Linked DNA regions of Homo sapiens: region 1 is linked to region 2. The links are chromatin contacts, found by Hi-C or POLR2A ChIA-PET in ENCODE. All regions are on one chromosome and are shown on one strand. Each heading gives the region's core, a stretch centred on a gene start or an enhancer-like site at or near the end of the contact. The rest is flanking DNA. Distances are from core to core; before and after follow the strand shown.

What was found. A loop is a pair of places that touch in the nucleus more often than their neighbours do. ChIA-PET counts read pairs that join two places held with the same protein, here RNA polymerase II (POLR2A). Pooled maps may share reads with other maps.
Region 1: a loop to region 2 is called in a map with no recorded cell type, with 4 times the contacts of the local background. The contact joins two enhancer-like sites. A Hi-C loop is called at or near these places in 1 of 37 single-sample maps with no recorded cell type and 3 of 50 pooled maps. POLR2A ChIA-PET finds 5 or more read pairs at or near these places in 2 of 52 experiments (OCI-LY7 and naive thymus-derived CD4-positive, alpha-beta T cell).

The regions. Positions count from the first base shown.
Region 1 is chr12:26,869,395-26,874,614 of GRCh38, forward strand. No RefSeq gene overlaps it. Among named protein-coding and RNA genes, the nearest start is that of ITPR2, 39 kb to the left of the region's middle. RefSeq lists an enhancer at 5,132-5,220 and a silencer at 5,188-5,220. Within about 2 kb of position 1,562, at least 13 of the 41 ENCODE cell types and tissues checked have a DNase peak (open chromatin) inside an H3K27ac peak, as active enhancers do.
Region 2 is chr12:26,295,049-26,300,857 of GRCh38, forward strand. It overlaps LOC105369705 (a long non-coding RNA gene), which reads left to right. Exons shown (of 6, transcript XR_007063249.1): 3 at 3,217-3,377. Among named protein-coding and RNA genes, the nearest start is that of ITPR2-AS2, 21 kb to the right of the region's middle. Within about 2 kb of position 4,148, at least 11 of the 41 ENCODE cell types and tissues checked have a DNase peak (open chromatin) inside an H3K27ac peak, as active enhancers do.

The DNA.
Region 1 (5,220 bases), core at 312-2,811, 570 kb after region 2:
TCCCACCTCAGCCTCTCGAGTAGCTAGGACCATAGGCATGTGCTAACACGCCCAACTAATTTTTGTGTTTTTTGTAGAGACGGGGTCTCACTTTGTTGCCTAGGCTGGTGTCGAACTCCTGAGCTCAAGCAATTCGCCTGCCACAGCCTCCTAAAGTGCTGGGATTATAGATGTGAGCCACTGAGCCTGGCCTGGCAACTCAGTTTTTAAGGTTTTTCTGGGGTCCCCTTGGCCAAAACAGTTCCACTCGGTGGGGGACTTATGATATTATTTTTAATTTACAACTTACATAGATTGGACTACATTCATCCCAGTAGTTCTACCTAATAGTGACACCAAAAGTCTGATCCTAGAGTCAGACTAGAATCAATTCGATGGGAATAATACGACTGGGGCACCTTCCAAAGTAGTTTCTCAGGTCTTTTGGCACCAGTATCTCTCTGAAAACTGTAAGACACTACGTAAGTGTGAAAGAAAATGCTAGAGCCAGTGTGGTGGAGTGGTTAAGAGCAGATTTATCAGCCTCAGTTCAGATCCTGGTTCTGCCACTTCCCAGCTCCTTGAATGTGGGCCCATGGCTCAGCCTCTCTGTGCCTCACTTCCTTCATGGGCTGATTATTCTCGGTGTGCCTTTAGGCCCTGTACTGAGCCCTCTGGGGACTGACACATCAAGCCTGTATCACCTGGACTGACCCCTTGACCTCAGGCTTTTGGTTGTTTCAGCCAATGGGAAACGGGAAGGAAACAGGAAAGAGAGAGCAGTCAGCGTTTCCCTCACTCCTCACCTGCCCACACACCACTGGGGCTCTGGCCACATCCCTCTAGACACAGACAGCTCCGCAGAGCTGCCCTTCCTACAGCAGCTCCTCATCAGGCTCCGGTTACACGAGGTCCTTGGCTTGCCCCTTCTGCCCAGGGCTGGGAACAGCTGCCCACTGCTGCTGGTTTCCTGGATGCCTCCCCATCCCTCATGGATTCACTTAAATCTACCTACTCATCTGTAAATAGTCCCTTCCTTAAATTCTCTTCAGAATTCCACCTGTGTGACCCCTGTCTCTTGCCTTGACAAACACACTGCCTGGAGCTGTACTGAGGATTAAATAAACTAATATGTATTATAAAGCACTCAGAACAGCACAGCACACAGATTCAATGCTATCTGCAGATGAGCTGTTGTTATCAGTAAGGTTGCCCTGCCTGCCTTTCCTATCAGTACTGGAAGACACACCTCTGAGATTGCCAAAAATAGATAAAGGCCCTATTTCTAGAGAGCCTCGGATGTCCGGAGAGCCTCTACCAGCCTCCCTACCTAAGGGTATCAGCACAGGCTTGGACAGGAAAGCTAGAGTGAAACTGGCTTCGATATAAATGGGAAAAGCCACCCCAGGCTGGGGCAAGGGAGGGGCAAAAGCAGGGCTCTCAACAAGCCCACAGCTGAAGGACTCAGTTCCTCTGGCAAGACTTGGGCTCCAGGAATTGAAAGGTGAGCAGTCTTTGGTTGATAGGATCTTTAGAGGGTATGGCAACGTGCAGAGGAGGATAAAATGTCCCAGACACACTTCCTTTACTTCACAACTTGGCCCAGGGCCAGCCTGGCTATTTCCCACGTTCTAAAGCCCAGGTGGACCTAAGTGTTTGGAACTAAAATGATCTTATCTAAAAAAGAGCCAGCTGGCAGAATTCACACACACATATTTAATTCTGATGAAAGCTGTTTCAGGCAGGAACCAAGACCATTCTTTATCAACAGGACCGAGGGCATATGCAGAGGATCAAGAGGATGTAGTGGTTGAAAGTAAAGGCTCTCTGGGTAGACTGCCAAGATTCAAAATCGGCTCCACTACTTTCTAGCTGTGCAGCTTTCGCAAGTCACTCAGACTCTCTAAGCCTCACATTTTTAGCCTGTAAAAATGGGCTGGGCGTAGTGACTCACACCTGTAATCCCAGCAGTTTGGGAGGCTGAGGTGGGAGGAATGCTTGAGCCCCGGAGTGCAAGATCAGCCTGGGCAACATGGCGAGACCCCATCTCTACAAAACTAAAAAATTAGCTGGGCATGGTGGGTTCCAGCTACTCGGGAGGCTAAGGTGGGAGAATCACTTGAGCCCAGGAGGTCAAGGTTGCAGTGAGCCATGATTGTGCCACTGCACTCCAGCCTGGGTGACAGAGCAAGACTGTGTCTCAAAAAAAAAAAAAAAAATGTTAGTAACAGACACTACCATTATAGTGATTACGAGAACTAAATAAGGAAATTTAGGTGCAGTGTTTCACACAGCACCTGACACATAGTTAAGTATTAAAAAATGGTTGCTCTCATAAAAGTCATCATTATGATGATCATTATTACTATTACCAGTTCTTAACAGTCAACTAGTAAAAATCTTGCTGGCACAATTTAATGAAAGGGGAACAAGTCTCATAAGTATATTAAATGAAATGGGATTATACTGTGAATATGTATATATATATGTGTATATATATACACATATATATATAAACAACTTATACTTTTTTTCCTTTCTTACAAAATCCAGACCTGGGAAAAATCGCACTCATTATCTAAACCGTGAGGCACCTCTGCTCCTTAGCACAGTAGCATATTGGTTACAAAGTCAAGGTCTGGAATCAGACCAATCTGAGTTCAAATCCCAGCTCTGCTACTGAAGAGCTCATTGACCCGTGAGCAACTTTATCTCATTAAGCTTCAGTTTCCTTATCTGTAAAATGAAGAAATAATAGTTCCTACCTCACAGGATAGTTATGAATATTAAGTGCGATGATGCATGAAATCTCTTCTTAGCAAGTGTTGGCTCTCATTATTAGCCTACTTCCAACAGAAGGCAGTTGTGAGAGTTTCAATGTTAAATAAAATAGAAAGCACCCCTAAGAATATGTGGGAGCTGTCATACTGAAAAATGCTGCCATGCTGGGGGGACAGTTGACTGGAAAGGAGCATAAGGAAATGTCTGGGGTAATGAAAATGTTAAATTTTTGTTTTGGATAGCAGTTACATGGCTGTGTGGAATTGTCAAAACTCACTAAATTGAACACTTAAGACCTGTGCACTTTATTGTGTGAAAATTGTACCTCAATTTTAAAAAGAAAAATAGCAGTTATGAATTCCACTCTAGATCTAAGATTTTATCTCCTCCAATGCTGTATGTGAAGCCTAGAAAACATCACTGATAATGTTCACTTAAAGAGATGCGGAGGCAGGTGCTGTGCATGCTTAAAGGCTGTCATTAAAGATAATGTTTCTACTCAAAACTCATTCATTAGGAACCACTAAGGGCCATGGGGAGGTCTTAGTCATAAGCATTTGTTTCATCAGCTCTATAGGAATAGTGAACCCAAGGCTTACCTTTATGGATTTTACTTAGGGTGTACATTTGTAACGGATGAGATAAGTGGGTAGGATGGAGCCACACCCACCCAACCACCTATTATACATATTACACAAGGTTCATTAACAGTGGCTGTGGTCTTGCTATGGAGAAGTAGGGTGTGCATATCTGATGAGAAAAGATAAACATGTGAATGGATGAAAGAGCAAAAGGACAAACAAGCATTTGCTAAATGGCTATCATGCATCTCCTTGATGATTTAATTGAATTTAATTCTCACAAAAATCTTGTGAAGTCAGGGTTATTATCACCACTTAACAAATGAGAAAGCCGGTACTTAGAAGGAGAAGCAAGGAGCCTCAGGTTCTACAGCCAAGTCACAGTAGAGAGAGAGGGACCTCCATATAATCTAGCGCATATCCTAAATAATTTCTATTTGTTACAAATAATATTTTTTCTTAAGATCTCCCATGTGTTATATTACAGCTTCTATATGCCATTTAGCACATATCAAAAGGTTTCGTCTTTGTTCCAAATGCCATCCCAGCCACTTCTCTTAGGGAATTAATCAATAATTATGGGGTAGGACATACTTTTGAAGCATTAGTCACTGTTTTCCTGTAATATTTTCTCTGATCTCGTTCTTACCATCTTTCAAGTCTCTCAGATAGACTATTCTGAGTTCCACTACCCCCAGGCAGTGTAAGTTAACAGAAAGTAGAGAAACAAATGAGATTCTTTTGACTTTTGAGTCTCCAAAACTCAAGTCCCCATGGGGAATGGGAAAGATACAGGCGTACGTAAGATTTAGAAGCCTATTTGTTAAGCGAGAGAAAGAAATCTCATGCAAGATTACACAGAGATTTCCCAGCTGTGGGGGAAGGAAGGGGTTAGAAGTCAGGAGCACAGGGATGTGAAGGTGACCACTGAGAAGGGCCCTTCCCTTCCTCCCTCACCCATTCAAGTGTCAGATGAGAAGGGGGGATTACTCAAGCTTCAGACAGGTCTGTGGATTCCCAGATCAAAGAGATAAAGCAAGAATATCCCGGAAGAGAAATGATTTTGAGGTGCATCCAGAGATTAATATTGAGGGGGTGGGCCCCGTGGGAGCTGGAGTGTTGGGGGATTTTTTTGTGACTCTAGTGTTGGCCGTCACAGTGAATGCCCTAGACCGGAAAATGACCAGAGACCAGACTCAAACCCTATACCCCCATGTGCCACTTTTTGTCACTGGGACAAAAATTCTGCATCCTCCAGAAGTTAGGTGCAACCTGGGAAGGGTGGGGGACCTCCCCAAATTGACAGAGGTGCATTTCTGCTACATTGAAGGGATGGAGGCTCAAACAAAAATTAGATTGCGTTATAGGAAAATAAACATAGATTTTTTATACAGTTACATATGTGACCTGGTGTTCATATCACTACAGTTGTACCTGCAGTAGACAGTCCTACTTCAGATAGAATAGTCCAAGGAAGGAACAGTATGTGAGGCTTACAAATGGAAATCCAGAGGAAAAAAGAAACTCATTACGGACAATATGTCCCTTTCGGTTTGTCCCCTGCTTTTAAAGCCATCATATTCACTGAGGTCATCCTATTTGGAGAACCCCAAATTTACCTTTGATTGAAAATGCCTGCACCTTATTCCTGGTGAGTTAATGGGACTTCCCTGCTTATACTCTTCAGAGTCTCTGATCATAAACTTTCACCCTGGGATTTGTTTAGTTTGAAGCAGAAGTTTTTTCGATGAGCGTCATTTATTGGTTGAATCCTTTGCAAGAGTCCTCCTGTCCAACACAAGTTATAGTATGTGTATGGCTCTTCTCTGTGCAGCACACTCCACAGCAGCTCTTTCAGTCTTACTTAATAGTTTCCAGT
Region 2 (5,809 bases), core at 2,898-5,397:
AGAGATTTAAGGCATACCGAAAATGATTTGCATAACTGTTTTCTCCATTATCCTATTTCTTCCAAGGATGGTCCACAGCTAATACTACCCTAGACTCTTAGGCAGAAAGTTAATCCGTTTTGTAGAGTGGATGCCTTAGGGCATTCGGGATTAATCATCTTGGAGAATCCTTGCTAAGAATAGCAGCCATAAATCAATGACCATCGTATTGTGCTGTGGCCCCAGTAGGTAGAATAAATGGATCTGGGAAACACAGTGTGGCTGTAAGAATGGCCTTGCTTCCCATCACTCCCAGTGACCCACTTGGGAGACCTCTGCTTCTTGTCCCTATAACTCTGGGCTCTGTGAGTTTATGGAGAGGGCTTCTTTCCTTAAACCTCATGAGCAAACCTCTGCAAAATTCAACGTTTTCTTCTGTAGCTTCCTCATTCTTCTCAGCCTTCACAGAATTGAAGTGAGTTAGGGCCTTGCTCTGGATTAGGCTTTGGTTTAAAGGAACGTTGTGGCTGCTTTGATCTTCTCTCCAGACCACTCCAATATTCTCCATATCAGCAATAGGGCTGTTTCAATTTATCATAATTTGTGTGTTCGCTGGAGTAGCACTTTTAATTTCCTTCAAGAACCTTTCTTCTGCATTCACATATTGGCTAAATGTTTGATATAAGAAGCCTAGCTTTTGACCCATCTTGATTTTTGACATGCTTTCCTCACCAAATTTCGTTGTTTCTGGTTTTGATTTAAAGTAAGAGATGTGTGACTCTTCCTTTCACTTTAACAGCTAGAGGCCATTGCAGGGTCATTAATTGACCTAATTTCAATATTTTTGTGTCTCAGGGAATAGAGGGAAAGGTAGAGAAATGGGAGAACAGCCGGTTGGTGGAGTAGGCAGAACACACACAACATTTATTAAGTTTGCTGTCTTAAATGGGTCCAGTTTGTGATGCCCCAAAACAACTGCAATAGTAAAAATTTTTTTTAAAAAAATCATAGATCACAGATCACCATAACAAATATAATAATAATGAAAAGTTTGAAATATTGTGAGAATTACCAAAATATGACACAGAGACAGGAAGTGAGCACATGGCTGGAAAAATGGTGCTGATAGACTTGCTCCATGCAGGGCTGCCACACATCTTCCACTTGGGAAAATGTGGTACTTGTGAAGCAAGTAAAGTGGTGTGCAATAAGATGAGGTATGCCTATATATGTAAAGAACTTGAAATCACACCTATCACCCAGTAAGCACTAGACAAATCTAAGCCATCATTATTCCCCATGTAAATCTTTCCATGTCAACTGACAACAGCACCAAATGACTGTGATGGCGTATAATATTCTGTAATTTATTCAGTCTCTCTTCTTTTGAAGAGTTTTCTCTTTTTTCCCCATTTCTTCCCCCTCATACAGGCAGCATTGCAATATATATCTGTGTACTTATGTCTTGTTGTATTGCTGTTTGATTTCTATAACATTAAAACCGAGGTGGATGGTTGGCGTGAAGGCTATATGTATTTTTAATTTTAAGAAACGTTGTCATTTTGCCTCCACTAAATAAGGCTGCAAGTAAGTCTTCATATTTTCTCCAGTAATATATAAAAGTACAGTTTTCCCTACATGCTCACCAATACTAGGTAGTAGAGTTCTTTTTAACTTTTGCCATAGAAATTGACATTTCACTAATTTTTTTTTTTTTTTTTTTTTTTTAGATGGAGTCTTGCTCTGTTGCCAAGCTGGAGTACAGTGCCACGATCTCGGCTCACTGCAACCTCTGCCCCCCGGGTTCAAACAATTCTCCTGCCTCAGCCTCCTGAGTAGCTGGGACTACAGGCGTGCACCACCACGCTCAGCTAATTTTTGTATTTTTAATAGAGACGGGGTTTCACCATGTTGGCCAGAATGGTCTTGATCTCTTGACCTTGTGATCTGCCCTCCTCAGCCTCCCAAAGTGCTGGGATTACAGGCGTGAGCCACCATGCCCGGCCTCACTGATTCTTTAATTTGCAGCTCCATAATTTTAGGGAATTCAAGCACCCTTTCATGATGGTTAACCATTTACTCCATTTTTCTATTGGGTTGCTTGCATTTTTCTTGTCAACTTCAAACAGCTCTTTGTATAGCATATATATCAACCTCTTATTTGACTTCCCTTAAAACAACCTCAGTGCTAACCATGGGGTATAGCCATTGCTGAAGTTTGGGTGTTTGTCCCCTCAAACCTCATGTTAAAATTTGATCCCCTAAAGCCTTCCTGCCTAAATAGAAAGGTTCCAGGTACTTTCATGTGGTAAGAGTTCAAGGTCTTTTCTGACACTGCCTTCCCAGCTCTGCACTCCCTACTCCTTTTCTGCTCCTAAAACTCCCTCCATCTTCTGATTTTTGACTGGAATGCTTTTCTCCTGCCGCTTCCTCTGTACAAACCCTATTCATTCTTAACGCGTCTGTTTCTCTGAATGCTGTCCTGACCACTCTAGCCTGATGTGAACTCTTCTCATTCTGGACTCTCACAGTAATTATTATCTGCCCACGCATTTGGCAATTGGTCATTGTCTCCTCAAGATCCTACTGGAAACAAATCCCCCACCAAACCACCTTAAGCAAGAAGGGAAATTTATTATCTCGCACAGCAAGAGCTCTGAGTTAGGACATGCTCCGAGGTTGATTTGAGTTAGGACATGCTCCATGTTTTCTCCACACTGCCATCCTATGTCTGCTTTCTTCATGGGCATAAGATGGCTGTCAAAAGCAGCTAGGGCAACATACTTCTTTGTTTATACCTAGTGGCAGAGAGCAGGAACTCTCTCCCCAGGCAGTGACTCAGTCTCTCCTTTCAGTCTGATTGAGCCAACATCAGTCGCATGCCCATTGCTGGCAGTAGCATTGCAACCGTTACTGGTCCAGCAGTGGGCATGTCACCAATGTTGGCTCAATCAGAATGAACATGCTAAGTCTTATACTAATTAGGACCTACACCTGAACCTCCCCCACATCACCTAGGAGGAGTGGATACTTTAATAAAGTTGGGGTCTGGTAGGAATCAAGAAAAGGGGAGATGAATGTCATATGTTGCCCTGTGACAAGTATTTATTAGCTTGAATTGCTATTAACAGCTTTTATTGTCATCTTTTCATATTTTTCATATCTGTTCCTCCCAGGTAGATTAAAACACGTGAGGCAAAGCCTATACCTTGTAACTCTTCAATTACTTTCTTATAGATGTGCCAGTAAATATGAATTGGTTGGATTTGACTTCTCAATGATACACAATGATTCTCTACCTGGACTAACACCACAGAGGATGCCATAGAAACTTCTGAGATTTCGATGATAAATATAAAAAGTTGAAGCTTTGGGGAGCCCAAGCCAGGAAGCTGGAGGTCTGTTTGAAATCCTGTTGAGCTCCTCCCCTACCTCTGCTCCAGAAACTACATGGATATTAGCATCAACACTAATCAAAAGAATAAGATCAAGGATACTGAAGAGCTGCAATGCAATAGATTTCTTTATCCTTGATACTTAGATCTGAGCACAGTTCACTGTTGAGAACTGCACAGTTTGCCTTAACTAGAAAGTGTGCATTTTCTTATTTCCTCTCTGGGATGACAGTGATCACCAAAAAATTGTTATTTAAGATACTTCATTTATTCAATCATTTAACAAACATCTGCTTTGAATATCTATTACCAAGTTCTGTGCTAGGAACAGAAAATACAAAATTTCATAAGAAATGATTTCTACCCTTCAATTGCTCATTAAAAGAGCTGCTACCACTTCTTCAAATTTGGTAGTAGTTATTTCTGTGAGGTCACTGGGTTCAGACCTTAACCTATCAACTGGAGTGTCTGCTCTAGAGCTAAGTGCTTTGCTGTGGACACTTGCTATTTTGGGGATAAGAAGTATGATCTCATCTTCTCTTCGATGTTTAGCCTAAGGTGATTCACTTCATTCAGCTTTAACATCACTAAAATGTGAATTCATACTATTAGCGTACTTCTAGTACAAGCTATAAAACCCATTACCCATGTGTAAGGCATAATTCTGACAGCCTAAGCTGGAGAATATCATTAGCTAAAGTAGAGTAAGATTGGGTGAGGTGGTTGTTAAGAGGTTTCTGAATGAGTCTGAGTCAGGCCTCCAGGGCTAAATTTATTAATGAGTCATTTTCCTTGCCTAGCAGACACTGTGGCAGAAAGTGAAAGAGGAAGAAGCCATTCGACGTCTGTTTTTAAAAATGTGTTCTGTCCCTCAGTCCGCCAAAGTAGGTTTCAACATATTTTAGCATTTTAGGCTAATACTTGTAACCAAAATGTTTTCCTGGTTCCTCTCAGTTTGCAAAAAACAAGTGAGGTCTTTTTTCCAGGAATGGGGAGACTGGTTTTCATCTCCTCCCAGAGGGGGCAGATTGTAAATTCCTAGTGGCCAGATATAGCATCTACTACCTTGCTCTGTGCAGAACCTGAAATTCAAATCTGATTATTCCAGGCTTTACTAAAAGCATCTTGATGACAATGATGGTGACATTCCTCACATTCTCTTGCCTTATGTAATTTTAACAGCTTTCATCTCGGATCTATACCAACTTTCCACCTGCATAGCTTTATCCTGGGTCTTTTCATGGGAGATGTCCCAATCAAGATCTCAAATTTGTCCTTTCATCTTTCTCTTGAAACCTCCCCATCTGTTCTCTCTTCCACTCACTCATAAGAACTAAAAATCCTCTTCTACCCTTCTGCTAGATTAAATCACTTATCATTTCTTTCTGTCACACCAGGACATAGGAGCCCTTCTGACTCCATTCAATGCCCCATTCAACTTAAAGTCCGTGGTCAGCAATTACAACAATGTCCCCATCATCCTAGACACATTTATCCATTTGGCACTTAGCCACATCTATCATGCCACCCCCAAACCATGGTGTGCACCCACTATGTTCTCTGGACCTGCCTTTGACAATATGAGGCTGTGAGATAAAGACCAAAATCTTATGGGACTGGCCTTCTGTAAATTTACACTATAAAGTCCAACTGATCTGCAACATTAGGGAGATTTTAAAATTCTGTCAGAAGGCTTAAAACATTTCTCCTGGCCAGTATGTCCAAATACTTTGTTTTCTTCAAATATCCAGCCACATAATCCTTGATCTTTGCAAATTAATCTTCTAGATTTATAAGTAATATTAATGTTATTCCATAATTTCTTTTCTCCTTCTCCCCCTCCTCCTTCCTCTTCTCTCTGGTCTGCAAGTATACATATGTGTGTGTATATATATATGCATACACACATCTCTATATCCATTTGTCAATCTGTCTGTCTATCAACTATCATCTCCTGATTGCGTTCTGTCTTAGCTCAGGCCTATGGTACGTTGTCCAGATCCCCCTTCAAGGAATGACCTGCCACCCAATTGTGGACAGTGTGATCAGCTGATATTGTCCAGCTGTCATCTTCTTCAGGGTCTGCCTCAGTTGCCTTGCCTTGCATCCTTGCAGGAGTGGTCTACATCCATGCCAGAGAAAAGTGGGTCTAAAGGCCTGGTTGTTTCAGCCACTGCAGGATTGTTGACTTGGAATCTTAGCCCTTGAGCTACCTGTCATCTTCAGCTTTCTCTGTTTAATCCTGTTTCTTTGTTCTTCCTTTATGCGTGTTCATCCATAATATGTGGCTTGACCCCAAAATGTGTCTTAGTGTCTCCTTCTAGAGAACCCAATCTAAGAGTAGTCCTAGGAAATACACAGTAAGTTAGAGTTTCATTTCCAGCTGGCAGTGAGGGTACTGGATACCATTGCTGGTGGAAGGTGGATCACAGATA